Linked DNA regions of Homo sapiens: region 2 is linked to region 1. A link is an interaction called in ENCODE POLR2A ChIA-PET data of the cell type or tissue named here. Cell type or tissue: Panc1. All regions are shown on one strand. Links, peaks and the distances in the headings refer to the core of each region. The heading gives the core; the rest is flanking DNA.

What was found. Peaks named below come from ENCODE experiments on the same cell type or tissue, not always from the same donor. Only the 100,000 strongest peaks of a DNase experiment are listed, where the experiment ranks them.
Region 2: POLR2A ChIA-PET joins it to region 1 with 7 read pairs; 4 of 35 experiments call an interaction of 5 or more read pairs at or near these places.

What each region holds. Positions count from the first base shown.
Region 1 is chr1:12,560,352-12,565,598 of GRCh38, forward strand. No RefSeq gene overlaps it. Among named protein-coding and RNA genes, the nearest start is that of MIR6730, 16 kb to the right of the region's middle. In Panc1, for the core only: no CTCF peak of the experiment used is centred there; no DNase peak of the experiment used is centred there; H3K27ac peaks cover 3,030 bases.
Region 2 is chr1:12,422,186-12,427,432 of GRCh38, forward strand. The region is part of intron 65 of VPS13D (vacuolar protein sorting 13 homolog D); the gene reads left to right. Among named protein-coding and RNA genes, the nearest start is that of SNORA59A, 82 kb to the right of the region's middle. In Panc1, for the core only: a CTCF peak has its summit at 680; no DNase peak of the experiment used is centred there; H3K27ac peaks cover 2,112 bases.

The DNA of each region.
Region 1 (5,247 bases), core at 535-4,534:
AAGATCCTGCCACTCCCAGCAGTGCCTTCTGCAGAGCTTCTTTTATTCTCTTCCCGAGCCATAGAGATTTGGGTGCCAAGGGTCTGCCCACAGCCAGCAATGGTGGGAGGTGCAGAGAATGTCCTGTAAATATCCTGCCCACCTGCTATGTGCTGGAGGACCACAGCCCATTCCCATGTAGACTTCCTGTCCTGCAGGGCCCCTTTGCTCTGCCCTCCCCAGGGGCCTCCCCTGCTCCTCACTCACCACCATGTTGGGGTTTTCCTTTTTTTTTTTTTTTCCTTTGAGACAGAGTCTCGCTGTGATGCCCAGGCTGGAGTGCAGTGGCGCAATCTCAGCTCACTTCAACCTTTGCCTCCTGGGTTCAAGCGATTCTTGTGTCTCAGCCTCCTGAGTAGCTGGGATTACAGGCACACACCACCGCACCTGCACCCAGCTAATTTTTGTATTTTTAGTAGAGACGGGGTTTCACCATGTTGGCCAGGCTGGTGTTTTTTTTGTTTTTTTTTGTTTTTGAGTCAGAGTGTCGCTCTGTGGCCCAGGCTGGAGTGCAGTGGCACGATCTCGGCTCACTGCAACCTCCACCTCCTGGGTTCAAGTGATTCTCCTGTCTTAGTCTCCCGAGCAGCTGGGACTACAGGCAGGTGCCACCACGCCCAGCTAATTTTTTGTATTTTTAGTACAGATGGGGTTTCACCCTTTTAGCCAGGATAGTCTTGATCTCCTGACCTTGTGATCTGCCCACCTCAGCCTCCCAAAGTGCTGGGATTACAGGCGTGAGCCACTGCGCCTGGCCAGCCAGGCTGGTCTTGAACTCCTGGCGTCAAGTGATCCACCTGCCTCAGCCTCCCAAATTGCTGGGATTACAGGCATGAGCCACTGTGCCCAGCCCATGTTGGTGTGTTCCGAGCCACAGCTTCATCCCACCCCAATCACATGGGAACCAGCCAGGCTTTGCAGGATACTGCTGTCACAGGCCAAACCAAGGCGGTGAGCCCATGTGTTCTGGGGGACAGCTGGGTCCTGGCTGGGAGCCGTGGGAGCCACCAGCATCACACCACGCCCTCAGAAGTTCACAGGGCCTTCTTAGATCCCATGAGCACTGGATGCTTACCACAGCCCCAGGAGGCAGGTAGGGACCTGCATCACCTCTGCTCTGCAGGTGAAAAAAGTTCACGTCACACTAAAAGTTGGCGGAGCCAGGATTTGAACCCGGGCCAGTGGAACTCCAGCGTGTGAATTTCCTCCCTCCAAATATCAGGGCCTCCCACCTCTTGGGGAGTCCCCTGGCCTCATGGTGGGTCTGGGAGAACTGGGGCACCCTGGAAGGGGCATCTAAGCACCAGGGCTGCTGTGAGTTGAGTGCCTCAGGGGGTTGTGGGGGCTGGACCCTGTACAGCTCAGAGGCAGTGGCCCCCTGGCCCAGTCTGAGCCACCTCTGGTTCACAGTGGACAGCCCTCATTTATGGAGAGCTGTGTGGTAACAAATATCAGTAAATCACATCACAGTGTGACAGCCCCACTCTCAGGGAGCTCAGCATGCCAGGGATGTCCCCAAGTCTTCCTTTTGGGTTGAGGGATGATATGGCTTGGCTCTGTGTCCCCACCCAAATCTCATATTGAATTTTAATCCCCAGGTTTGGGGGTGGGACCTGGTGAGAGGTGTTTGAATCATGGGGATAGATTTCCCCTTTGCTGTTCTCATGATAATGAGTGAGTTTCCATGAGATCTGGTTGTTTAAAAGTGTGTAGCCCTGGCCAGGAATGGTGGTTCACACCTGTAATCCCAGCACTTTGGGAGGCCAAGGTAGGCGGATCACAAGATCAGGAGTTTGAGACCAGCCTGGCCAAAATAGTGAAACGACCTCTCTATAAAAAGTACAAAAATTAGCCAGGAGTGGTGACATGCCTGTAGTCCCAGCTACTCGGGAGGCTGAGGCAGGAGGATTGCTTGAACCTGGGAGGCGGAGGTTGCAGTGAGCTGAGATTGCACCATTGCACTCCAGCCTGGGTGACAGAGTGAAACTCTGTCTAAAAAAAAAAAAAGGTGTACCCCTTCCTTCTTTGCTCTCTCTCCTGCTGCCATGTGAATATGTGCTTACTTCCCCTTCACCCTTCCACCATGATTGTACATTTCCTGAGGCCTCCCCCACCATGCCTCTTGTACAGCCTGTGGAATGGTGAGTCAATTAAATCTCTTTTCTTTATAAATTATCTAGTCTCAGGTAGTTCTTTATAGCAGTGTGAGAATGGCACTAAAATTGATACCAGACGAGTGGGCCATTGTTATAAAGATACCTGAAAATGTGGAAGCGACTTTGGAACTGAGTATTAAGCAGAGGTTGGAATAGTTTGGAGGTCCCAGAAGAAAACAGGAAGATGTGGGAAAATTTGGAACTTCCTAGAGATTTGTTGAATGGTTGTGACCAAAATGCAGATAGTGATATGGACAGTAAAGTCTAAGCTGAGGTGGTCTCAGATGGAGAGGAGGAACTTACTGGAATTGGAAAGATCACTCTTGCTGTGCTTTAGCAAAGAGACTGGCAGCATCGTGTCCCTGCTCTAGGAATCTGTGGAACTTTGAGCTTGAGAGAGATGATTTAGGGTATCTGGCAGAAGAAGTTTCCAAGCAGCAAAGCATTCAAGAGGTGACCTAGCTGCTTCTAACTGCATATGCTCATATGTGTTCACAAAGAGATGGTCTGAAATTGAAACTTGTACTTAAAAGGGAAGCAGAACATAAAAGTTAGGAAAATTTGCAGCCTGACCATGTGGTAGAAAAGAAAACCCATTTTTTGGTGTGTGTGTAGGGGAGATTCAAGGCTGTAGAAATTTGCTTAAGTAAAGAGGAGCTGAATGTTAATAGTCAAGATAATGGGGAAAATGCCTCCAGGACATGTCAGAGACCTTTGCACAGCCCCTCCCATCATAGGCCTGGAGGCCTAGGAGAGAAAAATGGTTTTGTGGGCCAGGCCCAGAGCCCTGGTGCCTTGGGACATGATGCCCTGCATCCAGCTGCTCTAGCTCCAGCTGTGGCTAAAAGGCGCCAATGTACAGCTTGGGCCATTGCTTCAGTGGGTGCAAACCCCAAGCCTTGGCAGCTTTCACGTGGTGCTGGGCTTGTGGGTGCGCAGAGGGCAAGAGTTGAGGCTTGGGAGCCTCCACTTAGATTTCAGAGGATGTATGGAACACCTGGATGTCCAGAGAGAAGTCTTCTGGAGGGGTGGAGCCCTCATGGAGAACTTCTACTATAGTAGTGCGGAGGGGAAATGTGGGGTTGTAGCCCCCACACAGAGTCCCCACTAGTGCACTGCCTAGTGGAGCTGTGAGAAGAGGGCCACTGTCCTCCTGACCCCAAAATGGTAGATCCACCAACAGCTTTCACTGTGTGCCTGGAAAGCCATAGGCACTCAACACCAGCTTGTGAAAGCAGCTGTTGGGCCTGTACTCTGCAGAGCCACAGGGGTGGTGCTGCCCAAAGCCTTGGGAACCTACTTCTTGTGTCATCGTGGCCTGGATGTGATACATGGAGTCAAAGGAGATTATTTTGGAACTTTAAGATTTAATGACTGCCCAGCTGGGTTTTGGACTTGTGTGGGGTCTGTAGCCCCTTTATTTTGGCCAATTTCTCCCCTTTGGAATGGGAGCATTTACCCAATGCCTGTACCTCCATTGTATCATGGAAGTAACTAACTTGTTTTGATTTACAGGCTCATAGGCAGAAGGGACTTGCCTTGTCTCAGATGAGACTTTGGATTTGGACTTTTGAGCTAATGCTGGAATGAGTTAAGACTTTGGGAGACTGTTGGAAAGGCATAATTGGTTTTGAAATGTGAGAAAGACATAAGATTTGGGAGGGGCCAGGGATGGAATCATATGTTTTGGCTCTGTGTCTCCATTCAAATCTCATGTTGAATTGTAATCCCCAATGTTGGGGGAGGGACCTGGTGGGAGGTGATCGAATCATGAGGGCGGATTTCTCCCTCCCTATTCTTGTGATAGTGGGTAAGTTCTCATGAGCTCTCGTTGTTTAAAAGTGTGTGGCATTCTCCCCTTCTGTCTCTCTCCTGCTGGCCATGTGAAGATGTGATTGCTTCCCCTTTGCCTTCTGCCATGATTCCTGAGGTTAATGTTCCTGAGGCCTCCCCAGCCATGCTTCCTGTACAGCCTGTGGAACCAGGAGCCAATTAAACCTCTTTTCTTTATAAATTACCCAGTCTTGGGTAGTTCTTTATAGCAGTGTGAGAATGAACTAATACAAGGGACATTTGTCACCTCCTGGCTTTTCCTCAAGTGAGGGGTGCCCATATATAGAAGCCCTCTTCACAGGCATAGACCTCTGGGTTCTTATCACAGACCTGCTTCCCCTGGAAGGCCTCTCCTGAATATCAGAGAAGACCCCTCAGGGTCAGAAGTCCCAGATGTGCTGTGGTGGGTGGGGGTTGCTTCTCACCGTAGATGACCCTCTTGTCCACAAACCACAACCATCTTCTTCCCTCTGTGCTGATTAGGACTGGGGCAGTGGGGTTCGTGTATTTGTGACCTGGCTCCTTTTTTGATCCCCACTGAACTGGGACATCCCCAGGGGCAAGGGCTGTCTGCCTCATCAGGCAGAGCTGTCCGTGTGATCAGCCCAGGAGCTTTCTGTCACCCTGGTCCCTCCCGGACATCAGTTTGGCTCAAGAAGAAGAAAGTCCATTTGTCAAAGCATTCTGTCCCCTGGGAGCAGGGCAGTGGCCACAGACTCAATTCCTGACCATTCACCAGGCCGGATAGTCCAAGCCCCTGGAATGGTGCCAGCATGGGGCTTGGGTCTGCTGCCTCCCTGGGCTGGATCCCTACCTCCAATCTGGTTTTCCTTGGGGATGGGGAGGAACCCTAAGCATGGCAATGAGGTTATTTCCCAGGACCCAAGTCCTCTTCCCAGGGTTGGCCTGCCCCATCCTGCCCCTTGGGGGTTTGGCACTTGTCACTCTTCTTTGCATGGCCAAGCTAAGGACAGAATTAGCTCTCCACGCTCACTCTCAAGGCTCTCTGAGTGCTAAACCATCTGGGAGAGGGACCAGAATGGGGCCTCCTGGGATTCTGCCCAGTGCTTTTTCTTTTGGTTCCTCTGGGAAAAGATCCAGAAAAAGACTGAAAGCTCCTGGCTGAGAGGGAGGGGGTGGGGTGGGACCAGGCCCTGCCCTTCTGAGCCCCTGGGGCTCTGGGACGCCAGGGTCCCACTCTGCTAACACAGCGATTGGT
Region 2 (5,247 bases), core at 565-4,564, 140 kb before region 1:
CCTTTTTGATCCCATGTTTGTTTTGATTCTGTGTTTATGAATACAGATATTTTCATAATTTGTCGTGTTCTTAACAAATTATTTTCATAGTGGTTATTTGCTATTCATGTAAATTAGAATTCATTGTTCATTGTTTGCTACATGTTAATTTTACTAATAACTTTTATAGTTGTATGGTAGTTTTCTCTTTTGCTTTGTGGTATTTATTTCTACCAGGCCCAAATTTCCCAGCTCAAATTCTGCAGATCAAATTTTTGTCAAGGAGATGTGAGTTTTCTGCCACTTTTTAGTTAATGCATTTTATTCTATGTTGTTTTAGCCATTGTTTCATTGTCTTAAATCAGTTTTGTTTTTTATGAATTTGACAGAGATCTAATTTTTTAGATGATTTCTTGGTACAAACAGCATTAGTAGGAAAAGGTGTAGGAACAGGGTTGAAACACTGCACTTCATTGTGGAATACATACTAATGTATAAACATTTGTTGAGCACCTCCTGTTGGTTAGGCTTGGTGAGAGACCCTTTATATACATTGTCTTCTGTATGTTAAGCTCTATTCTGCCAATCAGGAAACTGAGAGTTAGAGAAGTTAAGTCTTCAAGGTCACACAGCTAGAGGTGACAGGGGTGGATCTGAATCCAAGTCCAGCTAATTTTGAAGGTCTTTTTTTTTTTTTTTTTCTTACAGGATGTTTTTCCTTTGTGTTTGTAAGGCATTCTTCTAGGCACTGCAGAGAATATGAAACATTAATTACTGCTGACTTCCCACCAGAAGCCTCTTATTTGATGTCACTGTGTAGCTGGTCAGTGACCACTATGGTAGCATTCTTGGCACAAAGCAGGCCCTCAGGAAGTGCTGGTGCCCACCGTCATTCTCGTGTTAGGTTGGTTGTGGCTGTCACTGTCTTCTTTATAGGCAATAAGAACCTTGGCAATTGCAACCATGGTTTTACTCATGTGATATCATTTGATCATCAGAATTACCTGGTCAGTAGCTAGATGGGCATTTTCAGCCCCATTATGTAAATGAAGAAACTGAGGCCCAGATTGGTCAGGTGACTTTCCCAAGATCAGCCAGGTCACTACAGAGCTGAGACCTGGCTCTTCTGTACTGGCATCTCAGTTCTCATTTTTAATTAGACTTTTGAGATATCACTTAACTACAAGATTTATTCTAGACATGCCTCTATGTGTTAAACAAATAAACCAAAAAAATAAAATAAAAAGCAAACCAAACAAAAAGCCCTACCTAGTCCCACAGTGAACTTTGATAACTTTTAGGAAAACTGTCTGAAGATAAATATAAGCAAGTTGAGACCGAGAAAACGAGAAATTCAGACAGTTCAGATAGTTCAGTAGAAAATCTAGCTAGGACTTTAAATACCATTTTGTTCCATTTCTTTGGTTTCTGTTTGGGACAGCAGTGTGGAGGAGCTGCTTCTTTTCGAAGCAAACCTTTCACCAGCCCTTTGTCCCAGGACACCAGATTTGGTGCCTAGCCATGATCCAGTGGAAACTGACTTTCCTGTCCCTGCACAGAGACTCTCAGCCAGCCCCTGCCATCAGCCAGCCTTCTATCATATATACTATGACCTTGTTGAGGAGAGAGGGGCCCATCTGCCTTTTGTTTAAGAAACAGCATTTTTTGTTGTTGTTTACTTTGCAGTCACTGTATTTATAAGGCTCAGACAAAACTAAGAGCAATGTTTATTCAAGGTGAAAATTTTATCTTTGCACAAAAGAATGCACTGAGTGAGTCCCTGCATGGATTCTGAAGGCGAAAAGGCAATTTATGACTTGTATCTGTTTTTGTCATTATGTATGACTGCTCCATTTTATAGTTGAGCTGATTATCCCCATAATAGCTTTTCCATGTACCTATAAGCAAGTAATAGGTGAATGCCTTCTCATAAGCATTGGGGTTTTAGTGTATTTAAGTTGGCACAAAACTTCAGGGTAAATGAAATTCACTTCAGACAGTGATCTTTCCCTTAGAGAATGTAAGGCTTTCTATTTTCAAAAAGACTTTGATCCTAAATAAGTCACCCGAGGGATTTCTTTTCCAGTCAAGAGGAGGTACCTTCGAGTTGTTGTACATAGGGAAATGACTCAAATTTTTGGCATCAGAATTTTTGTTTTATTTTCCTCTGATAATTTTGAGTACTAAAATCATTCCCTTAGTCTGAGCTCTTTTTGGTTAGAAGCAAATTTTAGATGCTGAATGACTCACCCTAACTTGGGCAACTGTCAACCATCTTGGGGGATCTAATAAAAGTGTATTTGTGGGGGCCGGGGTAGAGTGGTGTCATGAGAACTGCAAGTGACCAAAATTCACAGGCAGTCCCCATGTACCTCACTGAGCAGCCTCACGCATGAAGGAGCCAGGTGAGCAGAGTTTGCTCATGAAGGAGCCAGGTGAGCAGGGTTTAGCTTTCCCCCTTTTCCACCCTAATCAGGTAGCTCAGTAGCCAGAAGTGACAGAGCAGGGAATGAGTGATGCCACTATTGATGTCCTGTTTTTGAAACAGAAAGAAAAAGTTCAGAACTTCTTCATTTCCTAATGGTAGTTCAGTTAAGAACAAGCTTCTTCAGATTTCTTTTTTTTTAAGGCCTGAACATGTCATATTTGAGAGGAATTAACTTGATCTTCCAAAACTGGAGCCTGTGTGGTAGAAAAGTATATTCAGTTGCTAAGTTGAAAAGACAGAAAATATTTGTGTCCCCCAAAAGTAGTGGTTTTCTACCCTAGTGTAAACATGGTTTATAAAGGAATCATGTGTTCAAGCTTTCTTAGGTTGGCTGGTGACCCTTGGCATTGTGGTCATGCATCCCTTTTCTGTGATTCAGTATTCTTCACATCAGTCTTTGGCCTTTCTTGAAAAATTGTGACAAACTTTAAGTGAGATAAAATTTTCAAGACACTCACTCTGTTTGGAAGGTTCTTTCTAATTTTTTTTTTAAATTTCTTTCTACCTTATAATTGTTCTTTCTAAAAGTCTGTCTCCATCTTGAAGAAAAGCTGAATCAAAGTTTATTCTTAGGAGAAAGAGGGAATGTCTTGGTCAATATGACGGTTAAAAATCAGAAAGCAGGCCGGGCATGGTGACTGACACCTGTAATCCCAGCACTTTGGGAAGCCGAGGCAGGTGGGTCACCTGAGGTCAGGAATTCGAGACCAGCATGACCCAACATGGTGAAACCCCACCTGTACTATAAATACAAAAATTAGCTAAGCGTGGTGGTGCATGCCTGTAATCCCAGCTATTCAGGAGGCTGAAACAGGAGAATCGCTTGAACCCAGGAGGCGGAGGTTGCAGTGAGCTGAGATTGTGCCACTGCACTCCAGCCTGGGTGACAGAACAATGTTGTTTCTGTCTTAAAAAAAAAAAAAAATATCAGCGATGTGAAGAGTGTAGCCATCATTTATTAACTCCTACATGTCGAATATGGGCCTAGGATCTTTCCCTATGCTCTCTCATGTAACTTTCACATATACCCAATAGGAAGGAAGGAAGGAAGGGAGGAAGAGAGGGAGGGAGGGAGGGAAGGAGGATTAAGCCCATTTTACAGATGAGAAAAATTAGACTCAGACTCTTCAGGAACCTTGATTGAAATTTAATAATGACTCATTGGAGCTAGAAGTTTTCAAAAAAAATTAATTTGGGAGGCAGCCTCTATTTTTCCTCCACACAATGCAACTTCTCAGGTATAATCTTTTACCAAACTCAAAAGGTTGTAGAAGCAAAACCATGAGCCGTTGGAAACAACATTACTTAAAAGTAAAGCTCAAGCAGTCTTCCATTCATTCCCAACTTTAACACCTCTGTGTTGGGCCTTGGAATTTTCCAACTGTAATTTCTAAGTTTTCCGAATTAATCTTTACTATCTGGAAATCTCTAATCTAGTGTAAAAGGGTTGAAATGAGAGAAGAGGATTGGGAGATTTTTCTTCATTCAAATAGAAAATGTATGACTCAAAAGCATTTGAGTAAGCTGACGAAGCTGATGTTCCTGTTCCAAGATTTATTCAAATTTAAATCATGTGGGATGTGCAGTCCCCAGGCCTTTCCTCCCGCCTGGCCTGGGAAGCAGAGCAGAGCTTTGGACCACTTTGGTATGAGCTGACAGTGAGCTTCAGATCACTTTCCTGATGACTGTCTGCCTCTAAATGCTATGTGTTAAGTTGTAATTTCTTTAAGCCATTTCCTGAACTTCACTCCTTTAAGCATTTCTAAACAACTAGGATATCATTTTAAAATAATAGTGTTTAATTTTCAGGGCAGAGTACCCAGAATTAGGGAGAGTTGTGCATTCCCACTAACAGTTACAGGCAGAAAATAAACTCATTGTCCCCAGTAGTCCTTTTCTTTCCTTACCCTTTTCCCCTTAGTTTGTCCTATAGCTTTTCAAATTTTGTAGATTTTTTGTCTCTCAGTTCTGCTAACAGATTGGCTTTCAGATGCTTAGTGACACCATTGCTTGAATTAAGAAGCCAGAGGGAGAATGTTGGGGAGAGTGTGTTATTCCTGAGAGTTTTAAATTTAGTTCTGCAGCCGGGCACAGTGGTTCACACCTGCAATCCCAGCACCTTGGGAGGCTGAGGCGGGTGGATCGCCTGAGGTCAGGAGTTTGAGACCAGCCTTAACATGGTGAAACGTCGTCTCTACTAAAAATAAAAAAATTAGCTGGGTGTGGTGGCAGGCGCCTGTAATCCCAGCTACTCGGGAGGCTGAGGCAGGAGAATTGCTTGAACCTGGGAGGTGGAGGTTGCAGTGAGCCAAGATCATGCCATTGCACTCCAGCCTAGGCGACAAGAGTGAGTCTTCGTCTCAAGAAATAAATAAATAAATAAATAAATTTAGTTCTGTTGAACTGAACTATGGTTTGCTTCTTGGAGGAATGGAACAATATGATTTAGAGTTTCATCATTCCTTATTGGAAGAATAATAATACCACTTTATATTTGTCTCGATTTTTAGTTGTTGGTAAAGCATTTAGATATCTTTGATCCTTTCTATAAGCCTAAAACTAGGTAAATGGTATTATTATTGTCATTATTTTATTATTATTATTATTATTATTATTATTATTATTATTACTCCTGTTACCATTTTATGGATGAAGAAACGGAGACCCAGTGGAAGTAAATAATTTTGCTCAAGATGGCCAAACAAAAAGTGGTAGAGCTTTTGCACTTCTTCCTAGCTCCCCTGACTCCTGGAACATTGCTGGACAGCACAGTCAGCCCT